Linked DNA regions of Homo sapiens: regions 2 and 3 are each linked to region 1. The links are chromatin loops, found by intact Hi-C in ENCODE. Cell type or tissue: mammary epithelial cell. All regions are shown on one strand. Each heading gives the region's core, and the rest is flanking DNA. Links, peaks and the distances in the headings are about the cores only.

Evidence for each region. A loop is a pair of places that touch in the nucleus more often than their neighbours do. Peaks named below come from ENCODE experiments on the same cell type or tissue, not always from the same donor. Only the 100,000 strongest peaks of a DNase experiment are listed, where the experiment ranks them.
Region 2: a loop joins it to region 1, with 7 times the contacts of the local background. A loop is called at or near these places in 3 of 110 quality-filtered maps.
Region 3: a loop joins it to region 1, with 9 times the contacts of the local background. A loop is called at or near these places in 45 of 110 quality-filtered maps.

Annotation. Positions count from the first base shown.
Region 1 is chr2:150,606,980-150,615,278 of GRCh38, reverse strand. No RefSeq gene overlaps it. Among named protein-coding and RNA genes, the nearest start is that of LINC02612, 18 kb to the left of the region's middle. In mammary epithelial cell, for the core only: a CTCF peak has its summit at 4,394 (motif pointing right); a DNase peak (open chromatin) is centred at 4,398.
Region 2 is chr2:150,184,002-150,191,665 of GRCh38, reverse strand. All of the region lies in intron 1 of LINC01818 (long intergenic non-protein coding RNA 1818), which reads right to left. Among named protein-coding and RNA genes, the nearest start is that of LINC01818, 18 kb to the right of the region's middle. In mammary epithelial cell, for the core only: a CTCF peak has its summit at 3,386; no DNase peak of the experiment used is centred there; H3K27ac peaks cover 474 bases.
Region 3 is chr2:149,593,497-149,601,160 of GRCh38, reverse strand. The region is part of intron 1 of MMADHC-DT (MMADHC divergent transcript); the gene reads right to left. Among named protein-coding and RNA genes, the nearest start is that of MMADHC, 9.6 kb to the right of the region's middle. In mammary epithelial cell, for the core only: a CTCF peak has its summit at 3,439 (motif pointing left); a DNase peak (open chromatin) is centred at 3,360; H3K27ac peaks cover 550 bases.

The DNA.
Region 1 (8,299 bases), core at 3,390-5,889:
GTAGATAAGTCTCATAACTCACAATTTTTCAGATTTTAGAAAGGAAATATAGTACATCTATCATAGAGTATGCCACGGCCCCCAGTATTTTAGGGTCAGCACCACCTAACAAAATTCAGCAACATATGCACATAGTCACCCAAAGTGAGATCAATAAAGATAAGAAATGGCCTCTTATTAGTTCCGGTCAAGGTCAGCCACCAAATAACTTGCTGCTTGGATGAAATAAGTAGTAGTAGGAGATATACTCTGGTTTCTCTCTTCTTTCTGTTCTCCAGGCTTCTACTGATGGCTCCTACTGGCCACGAACCAGCAGGTGAGAAAGCCTCGGAAATACAGTGTGTGGAATAAGCCTCCCAAGGACACAGAGAGGAGGAGGGAAGGGCTAGAAATGGGTGTGAGACAAGCACGTCTGGGACTGACACACTTACCTTTTTTGCTCAGGCCACTCCTTCAGAGGTCACTGATTTATTACCCCTCCTTCTTCCCTTTATGTCACTGCCGTTTCTTCTCAGCTAGCTCTAAATAGAACCAGCATTGAGTTGAAAACCAGACTATCTGGGCTCTGTTTAGAAGTCTCCCATTATCTTTTAATATATATAGAGTTCCCAAAATGTGAGAGAGCTTTTGGGAAGTGCATATAACAATTTTATATCATAAGAAAAGCCAGAGAGTTGAATCTATGTTGTTCAAGTACAGCTGTCTTTCTCAAGGTTTGACCCAAAGATTCAGGGTCAACAAGAACGAAGGATGTGTATTAGGTAATAACTGGTGATTTAAAGATTACAGGAATGAAAGTATTAAGACTTGTATATGATTTGGGTCCTTTTAAGCCTTTTTTAATATGACAAGGACCAACAAAAACACTAAAGAATGCATATCCATACCTCGTCCTTCCAGTGAAGGAAGAGATCATGTTGGTTCTTCAGTGTTTGCTTTTCTAATCTGACATGAAAGACAAATACAGAGCTGACTGGTGAAGGGCTAAGCTAATTTCCATTAAAAGGCATGTATCATTTTGTTATACAGAATAATTGCTTTTCTTGCTCCTGAGTGCAAATGTTTGAGAGAGGATGGGGTAGAAAGGAGAGAGAGGAAAGTCAACATAGGCTCAACTGGGGGAGACCAAGTTTAAATGTGTGCGGAGCCATACTTAGGAGAGTGATTCTGCTATATGAACTCTTGAGAGAGAAAGGGGAAAACAGTTTTTAGGAGGTTTTGCTATGTGTTGTGAATGGCAGACCTCTTTGCTGCCTCTCTATAGACGTCACTATGGTTTAAATTGCTTTTCAATACCTTTTTGGAGGTCAGGTAGGTGTTTCTTTTATGTAGGACTCTTGCTGAGGTAGGTCACAGAGAGGCCCAGTTTTACTAGGGTTATATTTTTATAGCATCTTTTTAAAGTGCTCTTTAGTGCTGCTGTTTAACTTTATTAAATAATTCTTCTTTTGAGTTTTAAATGATGAGTAAAAAGGCTGTTAATCTTTTTCTCAGTTAACCCAGGCTCTGTTGGAATCCTGGCAATTCCAACTTGTAGACAGAACTAAAGCAAAATACCTAAGAGGAAAAAGGCAGCCTTTGAGCCTTGATCTTGGAAACCCAAATGTTCAAGATTGCAACATGAAGTATCCCAACAAAATGCATTTTGTTTTCTAGTTTCTGAACTTCCTGTGTTCTTAACTTGGAAACAGACACGCTGAGGTTTTACAGGCCATTCCCAGGGATGCATTTCAGTAAAACTTCTCCATTGTGTGTGATGAGGTATGTGAACAATTCCAGCATCAACGCCCATTAATTTCCCATGCCCTTCCCTGCAGGGCTGTTAGGTCCCAGCCCCAAGTCCCGTCACAGAGAGGGCACTGCACCTGGACCCTCTCTGCAACATTCACCACATTGCATCTTTGACATGCGTGTCTTTGTTCTGTCTGAACATGTAGCACATCCTCACCTTTTTCGGCAATTTCAAAACCTGGATGTTAGTTTCCCGTTCCTTTTCCAATTCTCTTTGTTTATAGGAAAGCATTTCTGGTTACTTTCTAGACTTTGATTACTGGCTAAAGGATGATCAGTTCTCCTGGCAAATTTGAACAGTTGTCTGTGTTTACATCTGTTCCTTATCAGGAGCACCCTGTACTAGACTGGATGTTGGCATGCTGCAGACTTCCTTCTCTTTGGCCAAGTGCCTATTTTAAAACAGTACAACCTCCAAGATTTTCCTCGAGGTCATTATCAACACCTCCCAACAGCATGAGGGCAGGAGGGTGGGAGAGATTTCTTTCTGCTGGGTTTACTTCCCCAATACATGGGAGGCTTTTTCCCCTTTCTTTGAAAATAGTTTGAAGTATCTGTATCATCGCTTTCATTGTCTTGCACCAATGCTTTGTCTTGGATTGATTTATCAGTCTCTGCCTTGTTCTTTTCATTGTCTATGCATAAGACCCTGGCAGCATAGCTGCCCTAATAATTCTCTTCTTGATATTGCCATGCTTTTCAAACATGTTGTCCCAAATGTGCTCCTAAAGGAAGGTAGGCTCAACCTCTGTGTATGTTTGTGTTGATGATTTTGCAGCTGAACAAACAAACATCTGAGGTGCTTGATGAATAGTACCAATTAAAAAGTATCTACCAACAAGGCATATTATTTAAAGACAAAATTTTGTGCATGGATGGACTATGCGGAATTTTCATAATTATTCATTTTCCAGTTATCAGTTATAGAGAACGTGTGCAATTTAGCAAGCCCCCAAGTTTGTCAAGTTTGAACACTTACCTTCAGAAGCAGTAGTGCAGAATAGAAAGTACATGGACTCCAGACCAGACAAACTTGGATCCAAATCCTGGTTCTACCATATAAGAGCTCTCAGGGCCTCATCTCTCCATTTATAAAATAGGAACTATATTTATTATGCAAGATTGCAGTTAAGATACATCCCTATATAAAAAGTGCTTGGAAAATACTAGGTACCCCCCAAATGGTAGCCACTTTAACTTTATTATTGATTTTCCTGAAAATGCCCTTAGTCTGCCTCACTCAGGTGCTCTCACTGGCATGATTAGCTATTATTCTCGTATTTCATAAACCACATTTGGCTTTAATGAAACCATACATATGTCCATCTGGAAAGTAAGTTCAAAAAATAAATATAACTCCACAAAATGATGAAATAGCCTCTTGGGAAGACCAAAACACTCACAGACTGAGGATTTTTAGGTAGGTCAGAGAAATTTTGCCTAGGAGTAAACAATCAATGCCTACTTTTTCATTAAATTCCAGGAAAACTATATCAATATGTCTAGAGTCTATATTTCTAAGCTTCCATTTTTGCAATTCCTTCACGGTAAACTTCATTGTACTCAATTTATCTCCCTAGAAAACCAATGTTGTTCTGGGATATGATTGGCCTCAAGGAACATTTCATTATCTGACTCAATTCTCAAAAGTTTTCTAAGATACTTTGTGAATGGGATTTAAATAATTTGTTTTATTTTAAAGAAAAGGATCATTTCTCAGGAAACATAGTCATTCCTGCCTCTTAGATTTAAAAAAAAGATATAAATGGGATGGGGTCTTTCAATCTGACAGTGGAGAAAACCCTTATAGAACTTGCCACTCCTAGGAATTCCCATGGGGCAAATGGTTTCATCTAAACATTGATCTGATCCCAGTGAACCAGAGAAAAATTTTTGAGCCAAAAAAGCCTTCTATAAAAATTGTAACAGAAAATTAAGTGTTTTGAGTCATAATGAGGATATCCACAAACAATTTCTGGCAATTCTGTTATTTAATAAATTTGTATCTTACAATTAATCCAAAGTATGTATAAAAAGTTACCATGCATATGAAAAAACAAGAATAACTATTTATCCAAAACTATTTTGCATGTTTAAAATAAATCTTTTGAATCAATCACTCTTTTGATGCTTTATTATGCATAGGACTAGAGTGGAGCATTATTTTAATTAATTCATCATTGTTACATCCAAGATCATTTGTTATTTTCGTAGTACCTTCTGTATTTCCACTAAGTACTTTAAACTACTTCACCACATTTTAATGACAAGTCATATGAAAGTCCCTTGACATATGGCCTCTAATATGATCTCTAGCCTAGTATTTCCAAATGATCTGAATTTTGTTACTATGAGATTTCTAATGAAAGGTAGAATTCTTTCAACTGATAGAATTAATTTTTAGACTCAAACCATCCTGTAGGCTCCCCAGGCAAAAGGTAGCTTCATCATTGGTTAGAGTAAGGAAAAAGAGATTGCTGGAGAAATGTGGGGTAAGACTGATGCTGAAGTCAGGCAGAGGTTGGGCCCTGGGTACCTGAGAAAAGCATAGCTGCGTCAAGGATCATCAACTTTGACATTTACTACCTGTTTCCTCCAGAAGGTGGTGCTTGTCAGTCACGCCTGGATGGTTGTGAGACTGGAATAGATCCTGATTCTTCATGTTTCTTAATTCTGTGAGAATCTTTCCTCGTGAAAAGAAGCCACAGAATGTAGAAGCATTACTATATCGGCAACAAAGCATGTTTTAGCACATCTACGACTTCTACATGATATGCATTGTAGGAGTTCATGGTAAAGGAATGGTTGAGGTTACAGCAGAAAATTCACAGAATCATAAAATGTTCAACTAACAAAACTTCAAAGGTCATCAGTTGTAAGAGTTCTTAACAACCCCCTACGAGGTGTGTGAATTGATTTTAGAACATCTGTAAACTTCTAGAAGTCGCCTGCAAATTTCATGTTGTATTTATCCATGAGGGTTCACAGTTTTCATTATATTCCCAAAGGTCCCCCAAAATAAATAAGATTTAGTAACATTCATTTTGCAAAGGAGGAAGCTGAGGCATGGCATGGTTAAGCAACTTGCTTATGTCTCCTTCAGAATATCAGTGGTGGTGCTGGTGATGGAGTCCTATTTTCCTGAGCAATGCTGCATCTACACAAAATTCCAACAAAATTTCTTCATTTTTGGAAATAGAAGTGTTTACAAGGTACTCTGCTAAGTTTGTTTCTGAATCATGTCCAAATAACTGTAAGTTTGGTTAAATACTCAAAGCTATTAGCATTACACTAATGATTTTGAAAATGCTTGTTTGACCAAATGTTTCCGTTTTGATTGATTATGTTGGTATTATCCAGACATATACAAATAACAGCACACTCCCATGACCATGATCCTGTAAATATTCTGGCATCTCCCCCATTAGCAATAAAATGATTCAGCACAAATATGCAGCATAAAAGGGAGAAAAATGGGAAACATGTGTCTGAGTTCTCCACGTGAAATCTGGAGTCATTAAGGGAATGATTTGTATTCTGCACCCTAAGCATGCAGTAAGTTAGCAACCATGGAATCCAGCAAAGTCAAAAGGAACAGTAAGATTGCGAGGGATATTTCCAAAGGAGAGAAAACCACAATTCTTGTTTTGAAACCAAAATAACTCAAAGGCTAAAACCAGTTTGAAAACATTTATACAAGACAAATGCAAAATCTCGTACTCTTGTGATATGATGTGGTTTCTAAAGATTTAGGGTAGGATGGTAAAAAGACAAATATGCTGAGAAAACCTACAGACTAATAATTGCTAAATAACAGTTTTTGTTTTGTTTTTTGTGTTTGTTTTGTTTTTGATTTTTCTTGTTTAAAACGGAGTTTCGCTCTGTCGCCAGGCTGGAGTGCAGTGGCACGATCTTGGCTTACTGCATCCTCCACCTCCCGGGTTCAAGCGATTTTCCTGCCTTAGCCTCCTGAGTAGCTGGGATTACAGGTGCATGGCACCACACCCAGCTAATTTTTTGTATTTTAAGTAGAGACAGGATTTTGCCATGTTGGGCAGCCTGGTCTTGAACTCCTGACCTCAGGTGATCCACCCTCCTTGGCCTCCCAAAGTGCTGGGATTACAGGTGTGAGCCACTGCACCTGGCCACAAAACAGTTAATGAAACAAACAACATCAATAGCAAAAAATGAAAAATAAAAAAAATAGCACTAAAGATCGCAAACAGGTACCATAGAATAACAATTATTATTAGCCTGGATAGGGTTCACATCCTTTCCCAACCTCTGCTTGAGCCTTTCATTTTGCCTATCACCAAGAAAGGTTAAAAGTCAATTTTTCATGAGAAAACAGAGATCAAAAAAGAAGCTAAATTTCCCATGGTGGCTGCACGAAGAGGAGCCTGGGAGTGTGGGCCTACATGATAGTACAGGCTTCATGTTATGTCAGGACATGGAGCCTCAAGATAGTAGGGGTAGATGTCAGGCATAAAATAATCCTATGGGGTAGAAGAAAGTCTCTGGGGGTGGTGGTGTTAGAAAATAGGAAAAGATGAGAAGTAGTTGGAAGCTGTTTCCTCTAAATGTTGAGGAAGAGGTGAGGGCAGAAAATGATCAAGGCTTCAAGAAAGACTTACACAAGCAAAATGACAATAGACACTATTTTCTAAAAACAATGTCCAGGTAGCTTTGGTATTCATGACATTGAAACAGCATGTGTGACCTATTTTCACAATGGGCCACTTTGCATTCAATGTGATGGGTGTACTTGTCATTGTACTTACCACAAAAGGAGGTGTTCAACACTCAGTGAACAACATCTTCATGTTGGTGATGAGGGCTGGGACTAGAAGAAGGTAATATGTGGAAGACAAAGGCTAGGTGTTCCACCCCTTAAACCTTACATCAAGGTCAATTGCAAGTTTCAGTGCTTGGTAATAGCAGGAAGTGAGTCCAATTAGTTAATCCCTTCTGTATTTGGGATGGCTGCAATCTACATTAGTCAACTTGGGAAACAAACTAGCCTTACTCTTCATGCTTGTGAAGGTGTGAAGCACAACACTGATTGTCCACACTCGGTGATTTCCACAGTCATGAGGGAATAGGCTCAATCCTGCCATATACAGGCAGAATCCTTGGTTGCTCTGTTTCCTTTTTCCTTCCAGGTCATGAAAGTTTTTGCTTTAGTAATTTGCTTAACTAAGGAAATCTTTGAATCAGAGATTACCACATGAAATCTTCAGATTGTATTTCCATGGAAATGGCTAGGAAGGAAGACCTTTATTATAGAGTAAGTATATTGGCTTGTCATTTAGTGAAAGAGGTCCCCAGTCTTTTGTGGCCAGCTGTCCAGAACATATCCTTCCCGTGGGGCATTCACACTTAATTGTTAGAAGTGGGTTTTAATTACTTGCCACTTTGCTCTAACTCCATTAAGGTCTATTGTATGGTGGACAGTGGGCATTATTTACTCACTGCTCACGAGCCAGTGGCCATAGTTAAATTTCACTTAGATTTGCTTGTGTGTGATGTGTCAGTCATGATCAATATTCTAGAACTTCTACCAAATCAGAAACCCATTTCACTGCTTGGGAATTATGTTGATAGTCATACTTCCTGGCCATCAGGTACCATATTTTTTCTTTCAAAACTTCCTGAAGATGTCCCAGTCTTGGGCAGTTTTTCTGCCTTCAACAATCCTGCCATGAAAATGCATCTGGTGAAATGCTGTTTCACAATGTGGTTTGTGAATAATTTGCCTCAGAGTACATCACTCAGTAATCTCCAGCCCAGAGTAACAGGAAACCCAGCACCCCTCCTTGAAGGGTACCCCTCCTCTCCAGTATTTCTAGGAATTCCCCTAGGATGCTTATACTTGTGCAAAGGGATGGTCCTTTTTGCTCCCAACTGCCCTGGACTGTGACTCCCACACACTGTCTTCAGGATGGGAACATCATAACCAATTCTACAGACCAGCTGTAACAGACTGGATCCCACCCCTTTCATCATGACTGTTGCTGGCAAAGCCAGAAACCTGCTGAGCATCTAAAGACCCAGACAAAAGAGATCTGCTGCTGCTATTCAAGCAGCATGTTCTGCATGTCATTCATATCTGAAGCAGGATTGCTTGAGTCTGAAACTCATATTTTAGTCACTTCCACTAGTGCAGGACTTTGGCCCTGGAGATTTTAATACTTGAAATGTCATCTAAGGGCATCTCATTCTAAGACAGCCTCTTCTACAAAAGTCTTTATATTCACAGAAACCCTTTCTGATAACATAAATAAAACTAGGTCAGGTTCTGGTATTCAGACACTCATAACATAGATCTAACTCTATTTTTTTCTTGCCATCAAGAAAATTTTATCTTTGGAGCTTTTGTTGTCCTTCCCAGCCACTGGGCATCGGCAAAGACCACCCTGACAGGTCACAGTAGCTTTGAAAATTGAGCAGAAATTTCAGATGGCCTGTGATCTTGCATACATTTGCCCAAGCTCTCTCTAACCACAAT
Region 2 (7,664 bases), core at 2,025-4,524, 420 kb after region 1:
GTTGTGTCTTCTCACTATTGCCTCTTGAACAGAGAGAAGGAAAAGGGAAAAAAAAATTCCATCTTCAATGAAGACAGGAAATGGCTATGACCACATACCACAAAATTATTAGAATAACTTGCCAAGTCTTGCGAGACAATACCAAGGACAGACGCACATTCTGTAGAATTCTGGCAATGTTTCAGCAACAGCAGACATTGCTGTTTGTCTAATGGAAAATGGAAAACTAGTTTTTTGCCCATTCCCTCCTCAGGCTTTATTCTTCGTCGGCAGAGCCTTGGTTTTTGTGAGTATGAGGTGGTCACAAACTTCAGAGACTAATTATGATTAGTTGTAGCCCCCGATCATGATTTGTCCTGGTTTGAGAATGAGAAGTGACACAATTCTGGAAAATGTATGCAACAGTGTGCTTCTGGGAAACATTTTCTCATTTTAAAAAGGGACACAGGGGCCAGGCACGGTGGCTCACGCCTATAATCTCAGCACTTTTGGAAGCTGAGGCAAGTGGATCACCTGAGGTCAGGAGTTTGAGGCCCGCCTGGCCAGCATGGTGAAACCCCATCTCTACTAAAATTAGCCAGGCGTGGTGGTGTGTGCCTGTAGTCCCAGCTACTCAGGAAGCTGAGGCAGGAGAATTGCTTGAACTCGGGAGGCAGAGATTGCAGTGAGCCGAGATTGCACCACTGCACTCCAGCCTGGGTGACAGAATGAGACTCCATCTCAAAAAAAAAGGGACACAAATAAGGTTAAGCCTCTTTAGGGCCTCTGAATAGCATTATCTGCATGTAAGGCTTGGAAATATGGCACCTGGGACCGCAAAGGGAGCCAGCCTAAGGGGAAAGTGAGTGTGCCCATTTTGGCAGTCAGAAAAGATGCAGAGGATTTGAGTGTTTCATAAGGTCTCTGTTCCACTGAATAATCACCCTGAAAATGCTTTTCTCATCATTCTTCAACATGCAAGATAATGCATGTCCTAGTGGTTTCAGCCTTCTTACTCATAGTGAAAATCATCCTAATATAGCAGGGTCCTCAAACAGTAGGGCTATCTCTGATGGATCCAACACTCCTTTACTATTATAATGACAAAATCTAGGGGTGAAGATTATCTGTGGAAGCACCCTTTAACCCTGGTTCTTAAAACATAATGGAGACATTGTGGGAAAGGGTTGGCTATACATCTATTTGAGCATTAATAGATAATAATCTATTCAGATGTAGTATTAACAATAAGCAAATGTAGGAGTCATTTAGATCACAAGAGAAATATTTAAAAATGTTGAGAATTTCAAAATAACAATATAATTAACATACTCTTGAAGGTGAAATGTGATAGAAATATAACTAGGTTAAATTTCTGATTTTTCACACTGGAAGTTGATTGATACTGTTTAAAGTAGGCAAATCAAGCAGCAAATGTTTAAATGTATTATTTGAAGATACATACGTATATGTATATATATGTATTATTTTAAGAGATCTGTAAGAAAAATTTAAATTGAGAACATAATAACCAAAATCAAGAGATGAAGTAGAGAAGAAAAGTGGGAGAAAATACGAATGTTCCAGTTCATTCACTGTTTAAAAGGGACAATTCATATACACTCTGTAAAAATGAAAGAAATAAGAAGCATTATTGTTACAATTTGTAAACATCAACACTACAGGATCTAAAAACAGAGAATGTACTCTCCAAGCTACTGGTTGGGAAACATAACCAAAACAAAACATGGAGACAGATCATATATAAAAATTAGACAATTTACAAAGCAGCAATGACAAATCATATAAGAACTAAGAACAAGCCTATCTGTCATGTCAGTAAATGTAAATAAGATGAACTCAAGTTTTAAAAGAAAGAGACTCTCAGATTGGGAGGAAAGCCTCAAGACCTGAGGGGGTTAATGAGGTGCTGACAAGGTATAAGTGGGGAGAGTAACCCATCTGTCCCCAGTTTTAAGCTGCACTTGTTTTTTTTTTTTCCCAAGTAGCGCTGCTTGTGTTTAGAATTTCACGAAGTCTTTTATGAAAACATTTTTCTTCGGCTTAAGGCTCTGAACCTTTCTGTTGATAATAAAATTCTATTTCAAGCTGGATTAGAGAGCTGCTATGCCATCCTCTCTACTGCTTTGACATTTCCAATCTTTCTCCTGGTGAATACAAACATTCCTTTCCTTTTCTTGCACCCTCAAAGAAGAGTTTCTGTACTCATCAAGTCAGAAGCTATCAACTACCTACCCTATTCAAGAACGTTAAGACCTCGTTTTTAACATTGGTCAGTTGAGATACCCTGTGATTCTAGTATCACAAGAATTCTTCCACATTAATTGAACAACCATTTGCTATCATGAACCAATTGCTGGCATTGCAAAGCTAAAGAAGTCTCAACACCACAGGCTGCATGTTATAGGCTATGAGCTTTATGATTAGGTTCAGAAAATAACAAATATATGCCATCAATATGGAAATGAATGCCACTGCAGTCAGATGGACACATCAGCTTCCATGTTTCAACAGACTTGAGTGGGTGAGTTCGTTAAAATAGCACATGCTTCTAAAGAGTAAATCAGGTTGACTGACTACAAAAAATCTTTAAAACCTCAGTGTGTATATTTTTAAACTGTTACATCATGGATAGGCAGGTCAAACTCCATTGCTGTTTAAAAGAGCAGTTTTCCACCTCAGTGGAAAAGACACCTGGATGATGCAAATAGGTATGGGGTATGTTGCAATTTGTTAGCTATGACAGTTAGTGTGTGAAAGTTTGAGAATGATTTACTGAAAAAAAACAACAAATTCAAGGTTATCTACATAACATCACACTCGTGAGTATTTTGATATGCATTATTGAGCTTGAAATAAAGGGATTTAAGTATAATTACTCCTCAGAGAATCCCAAATAAATCTGTGTATACCCACGGGAATATGTATAAACCATTGGCTTAAATGCTGATGGTTGAAGAACAACCTAAAAGAAGAACTTGCAAAGGTGCTGAAAATAAATAGTATAGGGAGATTAGAAAAATAAACTGAGAGCCTGCCCCCAAAATGCTTGTATTTCCCTAGCAAGTCTAAAGTAGCTACGATTTTTTTTTTGAAAGAAAATAAACACCTGGGAAAACCACCAAGAACAATGTGTAAATCCCCTTCCTTTGTTTGTCCAAGGAACTACACTGAGCCACCCGAAGAAGCATAAAATCTGTGGAATTTTTGTTCCCTAGGAGGTGGAATACAAAACCCTGAATAAGCTAGGATTGCCGTCTTTCATAACCAACTATAATTTTATTGATTTCCACGTGTTATCCAAGTCTTATTAAGAGAGATGAGAAGTCTGCCAAAGCAAATAGAAAGATGCACATACTGCCATCTGAGTTTTATGTTACGTGGGCTACACCTATTGATGGAATTTAAAATTGGAGGTTGCCAAGAAGCCAGAAGGAAAGTGCAGGGTGATTTATGTTCTCAAAACACAGATAATACTCTATATTAAAAATTTCTACTTTTTTCCATGGAACTGCGTTCATCTTTTGGTAATAATATACAATACATTTTTCAATGCAAAATAATGATTTTTATCATTGAAGATCATTATCTATCAATTATCATTGTAGATGGCTAAATGTGGTCAGTCCTTGACTTATGCTTTTCTTCCCCCATAAATTCCAGTGAAATAGTTTAGATTTTATTAAAGTTACCTTTCAGGATTTATATAGAAAATAGTCAAGACTTTTTTAAAAAGCTACAATTATTTAACATTTCATTGAAAAAATCAAAATTTCAACAGACAATAAAGTGGAATCATTTATTTTTGCATATCCTTTGATATTTCCTGAAGATTAAGGGTCTATATTTATAGGAATCCTCTATAAACCAGTCTTAACTAATGATTACTCAGCTTCTGTCATGCTAGTTCTGTCTACTCCTTTTACTCACGTATTTGCTATATAGTAGAAATCATATTTTCATATAAAGGATCTTAGATACTTTAAATCATGGATCTTGATTCTCTTTGACATTTTCTTTCTTAGTCTAAATATTTAGAGGTCCTAAAAGGTCCTCTATTTTTGAAAATGTGGACACTGTTTCACCTTTCAGTTTTAGGGATGTTTTATTTCTGGATCATGGTGATTGCCTTTTTTTTTTTTTTCTAAAAGAGATGAAAAACAATTTCAAGATTGAATGCTTAAATTTAGCTCAGTTTCTATAATTAAAAGTGATAAAGGAATTATAGAATCTCACCAATATTTTGCTGAGGAATAAGACAAAGAGATTCAACCAAAAATGATTAAAAGTAGTGATTGGCAAAAACAAATAAATCACGTTTATATTTGTTTCGCTTGGGACTGAACTCGTAGTAGTTAACAGATATCCCTATAAATAAGGGCTTAAACTCAAAGGTATTGTTTGGCTTAAGAGGTAAAACGTTGTTAAGGATTGTGTTAGTTCACTTTTACACTGCTATAAAGGAATACCCAAGGCTGGGTAATTTGTAAAGGAAAGAGGTTTAATTGACTCACAGTTCCACATGGCTGGGGAGGCCTCAGGAAACTTACAATCAAGGCAGAAGGGGAAGCATGCACCTTCTTCACAAAGCAGCAGGAGAGAGAAAGAGTGTATATAGGAGGAAATGTCAAACACTTACAAAACCATCAGATCTCATGAGAACTCACTTACTATCATGAAAACAGCATGGGGAAAACTGCCCCCTTGATTCAATCACCCTCCACCAGGTCTCTCCCTCAACACTTGAGGATTACAATTCAAGATGAGATTTGGGTGGGAACGCAAAGCCTAACCATATCAAGGATAAGTATTGCAGGGCTGGTATGACACCTCAAAACTGTGATTAAAGACACAGACTTCTAGTGTCTTCCTGCTCTGCCTTCCACAACTTGTAGGTTTTGATTCTGTGGCTGAAAGGCTTTTTGCACGTCTAAGGTACAGAATCTATCCTCCAGGAAGGAAGAAGGGCACAGTACAAAAGGCAAAAGATCAAATGGAACATGGCTGGAAGACTCCCTTTGCAAAACTTCCCCAGAGGTCCTGCTGATGGACTTCTGCTCATACCTCATTGGCCAGAACTGGGTCACATGACCATGTCAAGTATAAGCAATCTGAGAAACTGAATCCATCCCTTTAACTTAGCACAATGGTGTGGTGCTCTAAGGTTCTCTTGGTAAGGAGGGAAGGGAATGATAATCAACAGTACCTGCCACAATACCTACAGCATTGAAAGCCTTCAATAAGCTGGTAACATACATGCATACATACATGAATCAAAACACAAATATTGCTAATTTTATTTGTATATTTCATTGAAAGGTGCTGTTTTCACCATCCATCCATTTATATAATATTTAAAATATCAGTAATAATTACATGTATTTTTAAAACTTATAAGCAAACATATAGTTACTTATTTCATATTTTTGTGTTGATAGCCTACACGAGGATTTTGTTTTAAAATATTAAATGAAATACTTCAATATAAGTATCAATCAAGTGAAAGGGAAAAATAATGGATGAGTTATTCTTAATTTCCATATCCTTTTATGAAGTTGTACAAAAGTGTGGAAAACAAGAGCATCAGCTGATTCAATTAAACCTAAATAATAATAATGGCCACTATTGATTGAGTCCTGTATGTGACAGAAACTTTAGATATTTTAATTAACTTACCCTCACAGCCCTTTAAAGAGTCAAGATTTTTCACTCCATATTCTAGATGAGGAACTTGCGGCAGAGAATGATTAAGTCAGTTGTCTAAAGTTATACAATTAAATAGCAGAGCTAGGATTTAAACTCAGGCTTTTTGGACACAGAGACCACACTTAACCACTATGCCACAATGATTAAATCCAAAATGTTATAGCGTTTATTTACCAACTCTTTGCATGCTTTGTGACAAATAAGTGTATATTAGTAGAGACTAAAATAAATAATTTTTAAAGTGTGTAAGGATCCAGCCTTCCATTTCCAGGGCATATTTGTTTTATCCGGGTTGTCAAAGTAGCATCTAAGATAGACAGAACATTGTCTGAAGAATAAAATGAAATTTAAACAGGATGAATATTATATTCCTGCATTTATGTTCAAATATCATGGCAGAAATATATGGAAAAAAGTCTGATACAATGCATTTATAAAATACTTCTAGTATTTGCCTAAAATAACATACATGCAAGTGCTTTCAATATTTCAGTTGCTATATAAGTGATATATATTTTTAATAAACTTCAATCACTGTAAATCTAACAGGCTCATGCTTACCATGTAGATGGGAAGAGAGAAAATGATGAGGTTGTTTTAGCAAGAAAAATAGAGACTCCATAAATTTGTTGAGAAACTACTTTGTTCCAGACACTTGCTGGGAATGCAAAGATCACAAGACGCAATCTCTGTCTTTAAAGTATGCAGAGATTAATGGGACAGAAACAATTAACAGATAATTTCAAAAGCCTAAGAACTGTGATCAAGATAATCACAGTCTTATGGGGTCACAGATAAGCCTGTACGCCAAACTGAGGGAAGTAGAGACAGTTTTATGACTGTCCAATGGTTTATTTCACATTTTGAACACTGGGTTAGAGTCAGGCAGAGGAGGGGGAGGTGGATGGGTGCTCCAGGGACAGACGGCATTAAGCAAGGCCTGTGGAGATGTCGTAGCAGTTCCAAGTTGATTGACAATAATGGAGGGGAATGGGGTGACGAGGGCACAGGAAGTAAAGGAAGAGCCTCGTCAAAGTGCTTAATGCTTTATACTGTTGGGGATAATAAACTACAAGAAGGTTTTAATCCAGAAAAGGTCATTGTTAAATTTTTGTTAAGTGTTTACCAGGCAAGTCACTTTGCTATTTGGAGCCTCAGTTTTCTTATGTATAAAACAAGAAAAATTATAATTCTTATTTTTAAACATTCTTATTCTTTTAAAAATAAGAATTAAAGAATTCTGCCATCTACAGCTTTGGGGTTTTGATTCTTGGCTGGGAGGCTTTTGCATGTCTACAAAATGTCTTATTTTTAAAAGAAAAAATTTTGGGGGAAAGGTTAGAATAGATCATTTTGGAGATCGTTTCTGGTTAGAAAATTTGGAAAAGGACTTAAATCAAGAAAAATTTTACCCTTCTATGATTCTTAAAGTTTAAAAATTAGACAGAGCTTTAAGTTGTTAGGTCCTTATTTAGGACCCGAATTCCATTGTCCCCATGCTGCTTAGCTTTAGCTATGTAAAGCAAGGGTAACTTTCAGGACAGGTAGGGGGGTGTGTGTGTGTGTGTGTGTGTGTGTGTGTGTGTGTGTTGGAGAGATGGGGGTGGGGAGGAGAAAGAAGAACTGGAGTTTGCTGTTGAAAGAGAAGCCATATATAGGAGTATTCCAAATAGAATTTCTAAGAAAAATACTCTTAATGATAAAATATCAGATAACCCAATGGATAGTGATAACATGACTGACAGGAAAAATGCCTGGAGTTGTTCTTGAAATATGTTTTTATACAGCCCCTTGGTTCTAGAATATTTTTCCTGTTCAAATAGCATCAACAAATAATCGATCATCTGCTTACTCTGTAGAATATACATGCAGATCAACATTCTCGCATTGTTTCTCTTTTCTTCTGCGGCTGCTTGACAAGCTAGAGTACAGTCGTTAAGTATTCATCTTCCAATACA
Region 3 (7,664 bases), core at 2,025-4,524, 1.0 Mb after region 1:
GAAGAACAAAATGAAGAGAATTCATCACCAAAAGAATTCCACTCCAACAACGCTAAAGGAAGTTCTTTAGGCAGAGCTAAAATAACACCAGGTGGAAAATTAAATCTACACAAAGGATTAAAGAAAGCCAGAAATGGTAAGTTTGTAGAGGAATGTAAAAAAACAATTTTCTCATTTTACAAAATATCATCAAAATAGAATCGACTGTTTAAAGCAAAAATGAGAGCAGTGTAGTATGGGATTCACAGCAAACATGGAAGTAAAATACATGAGAACAGCAGCCATCAGGATAAAGAGATGGAAGCACCCTGTTGTGAGGTTCTTATACTGCATGTGAAGAGGTATAAGGTAGATTGGGATAAGTTTTTTCTAATGAAAATTATTTGTATTTTTTTTTACCTCAATATGTGACTTTTTAAAAAAATTTTAGTTTTGGGGTACACGTGCAGGTTTGTTACACAGGTAAATTGCATGTCACAGGGTTTGGTGTACAGATTATTTCATCATCCAGGTAATAAGCATAATACCTGATAGGCAGTTTTTGGATCTTCACTCTCCTCCCATCCTCCACCCTCAAATAGACCCTGGTGTCTGTTGTTCCCTTATCTGCGTCCATACCCAATGTTTAACTCCTACTTATAAGTGAGAACATGCAGTATTTGGTTTTCTGTTCGGGCAACAGCCTACAGCTTCATTCATGCTGCTACAAAGGACATGATCTTGTACTTTTTTATGGCTGCATAGTATTCGATGGTGTATATGTACCACATTTTCTTTATCTAGTCTACCATTGACGGGCATTTAGGTTGATTCCATGTCTTTGCTATTGTGAATACTGCTGTGATGAACATATGTGTGCATGTGTCTTTATGGTAGAATGACTTATATTCCTTTTAGTATATACCCAATAATGGAATTGCTGGACAAAATCTTAATTCTGTTTTAAGTTCTTTGAGAAATTGCCAAACTGCTTTCTACAATGGCTGAACTAATTTACATTCCCCCCAGCAGTGTATAAGTTTTCCCTTTTCTCCACAATCTCGCCAGCTAGACTGTGATAAATTAAAGTCCTTCGCTCTTCCGCTGAAAGGAAACTCCAGGTGATTTGGCATTTGATTAAAATTATTAGGCCACCATAGGTATGTCTCTGAGAATGTTCTGCGAAGAGATTAGAATTTGAGTCTTTGAACTGAGTGGGGAAGATCCACCCTCAATGTGGGCAGATACCTTTCAATTGGCTGGGGGCCCAGATGGAATAAAAGGGTGGAGAAAGGGCAAAATCTTGCTCTGTCTTCTAAAGCTAGGATAACTTCTTCCCGCTGCTCTTGAATGTTACAACTCCCCTTCTCAGCTTTTGGACTCTGGGAAACACACCAGCAACCCCCAGGCTCCCAGGTTTTTGGCCTTGGACTGAGAGTTATGCTATTGGCTTCCTTGGTTCTGAAGCCTTCACACTTTGCAGTGAGCCATGCTACCAGTTGCCCTGGTTCTCTAGCTTGCAGACGTCTATCATGGGACTTCTCAGCCTCCATAATCAACTGAGCTAATTCATATATCTTATCAGTTCTGCCTCTCTGGAGAACCATGACTAAAACACCTATTGATTACTTATAATATGCCAGAAATGTTCTAAGTAATTTATACATATTGTCATTTAATTATCATAGTTCCAAATAGATGGGCACTATTATTAAACCCATTCTACAGATGTAGTCCTAAGGCACTTGCCCAATGTAGATGTACGATGCTTTAGGAGTTCAGAAACAGGAGAAGGAGAAATTCAGGACCAGGAGGAACAATGAGGACTGTATTAGCCTAGAGAAGTTGTCATGGAAGGTATAAGACTTGAGCTAGCTCTTGCAAAGGTATATGCTAATGACTACCAGAATTGTCACACCAAATGTCACAATCTAATATTATCAAAGATCTAGTACTTCAGCAGAGTAATTTAAATCAATTCCTCAGATCTCTCAACATTTATTAAATACCTATTATGTTTTAGCCTCCGCAATCAAAGAGATAAACAAAAAATGGCTATCTATTGAAAATGTATATATGATACTCAGCATATTACTAGATGTCACTGGGGTACAGCCCCCACTTTTGAAAAGCTTGTAATCTAGTTGGTCATGTGTGTGTGTGTGTGCATGTGTGTGTATATGTACACGTGTGCAAACTAATTAAAAAGCAACTAAGACTAGGTTATAATCATGAGCTACACTGAGCAATGCTCTATGATTCAGGAAAGCAGATTTCTGTGAATTACCCAGATAGCTTCATGGAGGAGATGGCTTGGAGCTGATATTGAAAAAGCAGCCACATTTATATAAGTAAAGGAAGCAGGAAGAATTTACCAGCTGGTGATAACAAGATGAGAAGGACTTAGGTAGGGATAAGCATAGTTGGTGTGACTAAGAGTGAATAATATTAAAAGATAGCTGAAAATAAAGTCACACATGTAAAGGGGGCAAGAGGGACACAAATTGGACATTAAAATTAACTCAAATCCCAGATTGTTGTTGAGAATATAGGCTTGATAATTTTCATCCTCAAACGCTAACTAAATCTTTCTGTTTTACTTATGCAGGAGAAAGGGCAGAAATATAAGACAGAGTGCAGAGAATACTAAAAATAATAGAAAAAAATAAGGTTTCAAAGACCATCTGATATGTAAGTAATTTCCTTGGAATTCAGAAATATCAATAAAATTTAAAACAGAGAATGTTACCTGATCCAAGATTTTATTTTTAAGCCCAAATCTTCTGTAAGCAATTAACAAACAGGCATCACTGATCCCACTAAACATCATCAAACCATATAGAAAATGCGAACTTTATATCAAAGAGCAGCATGAATACTGACATCCCCATGGGCTGGTGACGTGCCTGCACTGCTCAAATGACAGGGCACTGGGCCTTCCATGCGTCCAGGGGATATTCCCACTGTAATGTGTCAGCAGATTTGCAAATGTTCTCGGTGACAGCAGCACACAGTCCAGGAATATATCCTTACCCCTGTGCTCAGCTCAGATCGCCTCAGTGCAACGTCGCTCTGCCCTGCGGGGTCCCTCTAATGGCCCCAACTGCCAATGAAACACCTTCATCATCTCTGTATCTAAAATTGGACGAAGGTATCAAGTTTGGCTGCCTGATGAGACTAATTAAGTACTTTGCAGAGATGTGAAGAAGTAATCAGTCCTAGCCAGTGAGAAAAGAAAAAGAAAATATGAAGGAAACCCCTAGAGGTGACTCTGACACAGTTCCTGTCTCTATTGATGATTCATAAGATCACAGCTGAAAGAACCTCTACCATAAATCGAGGACCTGTGTTAACAGCAGGAAACGAAACATCATCTCACAACTCTTCCCCCACTAATTCAGCACATCAACCCCGCATCCTAAAATCGTTACATTGCTGTATACTGACACCTAGTGTCCAGAGTTAGGTGAGCCCAAAGGCAACATTTTTTTCGGTCAAACTGTGGGACATGGCTCTCTCCCGCATCAGGTTTCCTGGTGTGATTCCTCCCTCTGCTTCAGGGCATCCACGTGAAAGTGTCATTAAGAATTTACTTTAGTACAGTTAAACTCCCATTTTGTGGCCTACCCTCCTCAAGTACTTTGAAACTGCAAAGTGTTCCCCAGGACGACCCTGCTTTCTGCTGAGCACACAGCGAACTCCCACCTTTCCTTCTTCTTCCTCTCCTTCAGTATCAGGATGTGGTCTTTCTTTATATAAAGTCTATATATTTTAATAGCATTATTTGCTATACCAAATATAATTGGAAAGAGAAAGCTGTACCAGAAATGCCTCAGAATTGTTCATAATAGCAACATGTAAGTGGCTTTCGAATTATTTCATTTTGGAGAGTCACCTCTTCCCTCCTTCTACTCCCACAACCACACAGTGAGACAGAGAAAGAGATGTTAATGAATAATCAAAAGTCAACAGAATAACAGCACAAAAAAAAATCAAAAATAATCCCAAGGAGTAAGTACTTAAGTGACTCTATTTTATTCTAAGCACTCTTTAGAGATAAGCCAGAGCCGTTTCTAGACAGGAAGTGTAAAAATTTTTGAAGACGTGAGCTTTCAGATAGCAATAATTTCTCTCAAGACCATTTTTAGATCTACATTACTGTCTTTGAGTCAGACTTTTTCCATACAGGCAAAATAGAAGATGTAAGCAATTAGATGAGATTGGTGAGTAGAAGATGCATGAATGTAGATAGCATTTGGTCTTGGAGTTAGATTTTCCAGTTTGCTGTGCAATACATGGGACATAGTCATACTAAAAAATTATTCATTGTCATCTCGGCCTTAGCACCATTTTCTTGAAAACCTCTGTGCCATAAGAGCCAAGTGGAGGAAGAAGCGAATGCACAGGTTGAAGCGCAAAAGAAGAAAGATGAGTCAGATGTCCAAGTAAACCACTAGCTTCTTGTACCATGGAGGCCACAGGAGCAGAAACATGGAATGCTAGACGCTGGAGATGCTGGTACAAGTTGTAGGACTGCATGCTACTGTCCAGAGCTTATCTCATGATCTAGAACTTCATCGCCCTCTGATCGCCAATCACCTCTAAGACCCATGTTGCTCATAACCAAAACTGCCCATTTTGGTCCTTTGCCCTAGACCTGTGACATTCTGGACTATTTATGTGTTTACTTGTGGCCGAGTGTAACAACCATACAATAAATCATCTCTTCCGCTGTCTTAGCTGAAGAATTAAAAAGAAATCATTGTTTACATGAAATCAAACTTTATATCAAACTTACCTGGCTGTCCAGTATTTTATCAGGCAACGCTATTTGGGGTGGGGAAAAAAAAAATACCTAACTAGGAAAAGTAACTAGGCTCCTAGTGAAACCTGAGTCATTTTTATGGAAATGGGTGCTATAGTGGGGTTCCAAAGATCAAATATAAAAGTGAAAGCCCAATGCCATAAGCATTCAAGTACTACCTTGCATTTATTTAATGCTTCATAATTGGTAGAGCATTTCATATTTATTATATTATCTGGATCCTCCTCTTGACAACCCTTATGTGGGTATTTTTATGCACACTAAAAGACTCAGAGATGTTAAGGAATTGTCATTGTAATCTGCACGAGGCTATAAGGAAAAGACAGAATTCGAATCCAAGTCTCCCAGTATGGTGCAGTGTCTACAAATACAGAAAAAGTTCCTTTGAATACTGCACAAGACTTTTAATCCCTGAGCTACACATGAAAATTAAGTACCTGAAAAACCCAGTAACATCAGGACATAATGCCAAGAAAATGAAAAGATATTCTTAGAAAGAGTCATTGACCTGCCTTACATACTTTCAAACTGTAGAGTCCAGTTTGGTTTTAAAACCACAAAAGCATTCACTTTATTTTCCCAAGTATAGTAAGACATTATTCTGACATGGACTTACTCACATGTACCCAAAATCTCTAAATCTCCAACCACTACTCTCTGTAAACTATTTATATGTCTAGAGATCTTTGATAAAATCACAGGATAATTCAAATCTGTTTAACTTAGAGCTCATGTTCCCTAGATCTTTACATTTCAAATTTAGAAAATGTTCTTGTAATAATTCTTTTCACTATTAACCATCAAGGTCATTTTTAAATTGTAGAGTACTGACAGCTGGTGTTCATAGTGTATATTGCACTTCTCCCCTGAACTGTTTTTATTTCTTACCTGTGATCTTCAAATTGCAGTGTTTATAAAAATTCCCTGAGGAGCTTGTTAAAACATAGATTCCTAAGTCTCCACTCTTACAGATTCTGATTCTATATATCTGGGGCTATGTACATTGCAAGCACCACTGCTACCATCCCTTTTCCCACCTCCTGGCCAATCCTATTCAAGAGTCTGGGGCAGGGCTTTTCAAACATTATTGAGCATATGAGTCACTAGCAACCTTGTTAAAATACATATTCTGGGACAGTAGTTTGGGGATAGGGCCAGAGATCTTGCATATCTAACAAGCTCTGGGTTGCTTTATACCCCGATTTTAAACCTAGGCATTTCCAGTTCTTATGTAGCTAGATCACCACAGACCAAATCCTCTGAGTTTACAAAATGCAACTTATAGGTGCTTCTTGCTCAGTGACTAAAGAGATTTTGCTTAAATCTTCTCCTTAACCCTGTTCTCGACTCTGTCCACATGCTTGGGGCCTAAAGGATAGCCATAGTCACCTCAAGAAGTAGCTAGGAACAAAGAAGGCCATTATCCTGGTGGGAGTCCCACTAAAACCTTTGCCTGCTTTTCTCTAAACCAAATCATTTCCTGATACAAAGGAGACAGAAAGGCCCAGGGCAATATCACTCCCTATAAATCACAGTCAAACTAAGAACCAAAATATTAAATCAAGGGCTTCTTTTCTATTGTATCTCAGAGGCATGTAACATTCACTCTCCATAACATTTCTCTATGCCATTCACGCATTTCACCTAACAACAGATGGCTAGAATATACAGGATAGCCTTGGCTTTTCTGGAAATGGCCAGAGCATATGCCTGTCTTCATATACTAAATACTGAAGAACGCTTGCAGCAACCATGCAGGCAACTTCAAAAATGCATTCTCAACAGTTGAGTTGTATAACCAGGTCTAGCATGTTCACATACTTTTACTTATTTTTTTTATTCTTATTACCTTTTCTTTTACATGTTATTTTCTTACCACCAGGTAATAATGCTATAGAATCTTTTCTTAAAATAACACAGAATATTGTCTCCAAACTTCAAATGTGCTTTTAGATATGCTTAGTTGAGTGGGAAATATTCCCTGTTGTCTCTTTCGGTTTTATAATACTATTGTCTTTACAGAAAAAGCAGACTGCAATCCAGTATTCTTTCCAGGTTGAGCATTTAGTGATAACTATATATGCCTTAGTTTGCTTAAGTATGCATCCTTTGTTATTCAGATCTAGTGTTTTCTAGAATAAAAAGGAGACCATATGTTAATCAGAAAGCATTAATACAGGCAGCTGTAAGGGTGAGATGAGAAAGGAAACCCCAAGGATTACATATTAGCCTCCAAATAATCTCATAATCTGGTACTTTGATCAACCTTTATAGCTCTCTGAAGGCTCCTCTTTACCTCTGAAGGATAAGAACAAACCAAGAGAGAGTGAAAGGAGGAAAACATGTAGATAAGGGAAAACAGAATAACCACTGAGAGACAGCTATTCACCTCTGTCTCTTCTCCTTAGTTTTGCTGTAGTGGGAAAAAAAAAAAAAAAAAAACTAGAAATTTTGGAGCCAGATAAATCCAAGTTTGAATCTCACATCCGTCATTGTGTGTTGCTATATATGGCTTCAGGTAGTTTACTTAGCCTCTTTGAGTCTCAGTCTGTTTATGAAACACAGAAACTACTCCTTCCCTGGCAGAGTTCTTGAGAAGATAGATGTTAGGTAGGTATGGAGCCTGAAAATAGAACAACAAAGAAAAGCTGTTATTAATGGTCACTGCCACCACTTCTTCATCTGTTCAACTTTCAACAATATTTATTGATTACCTCTCTGTAGCAGGAATATAGTGAAGTCCTAAGACAGTGAACAGACAAAAAAATCTCTGTCCTCAAGAGGTTTATGTTTCATCCTTTGAATACCACAGTAATCAAAATTTCATCTCTTACTGTTCCACTGAAATTCCTCCAGCAAA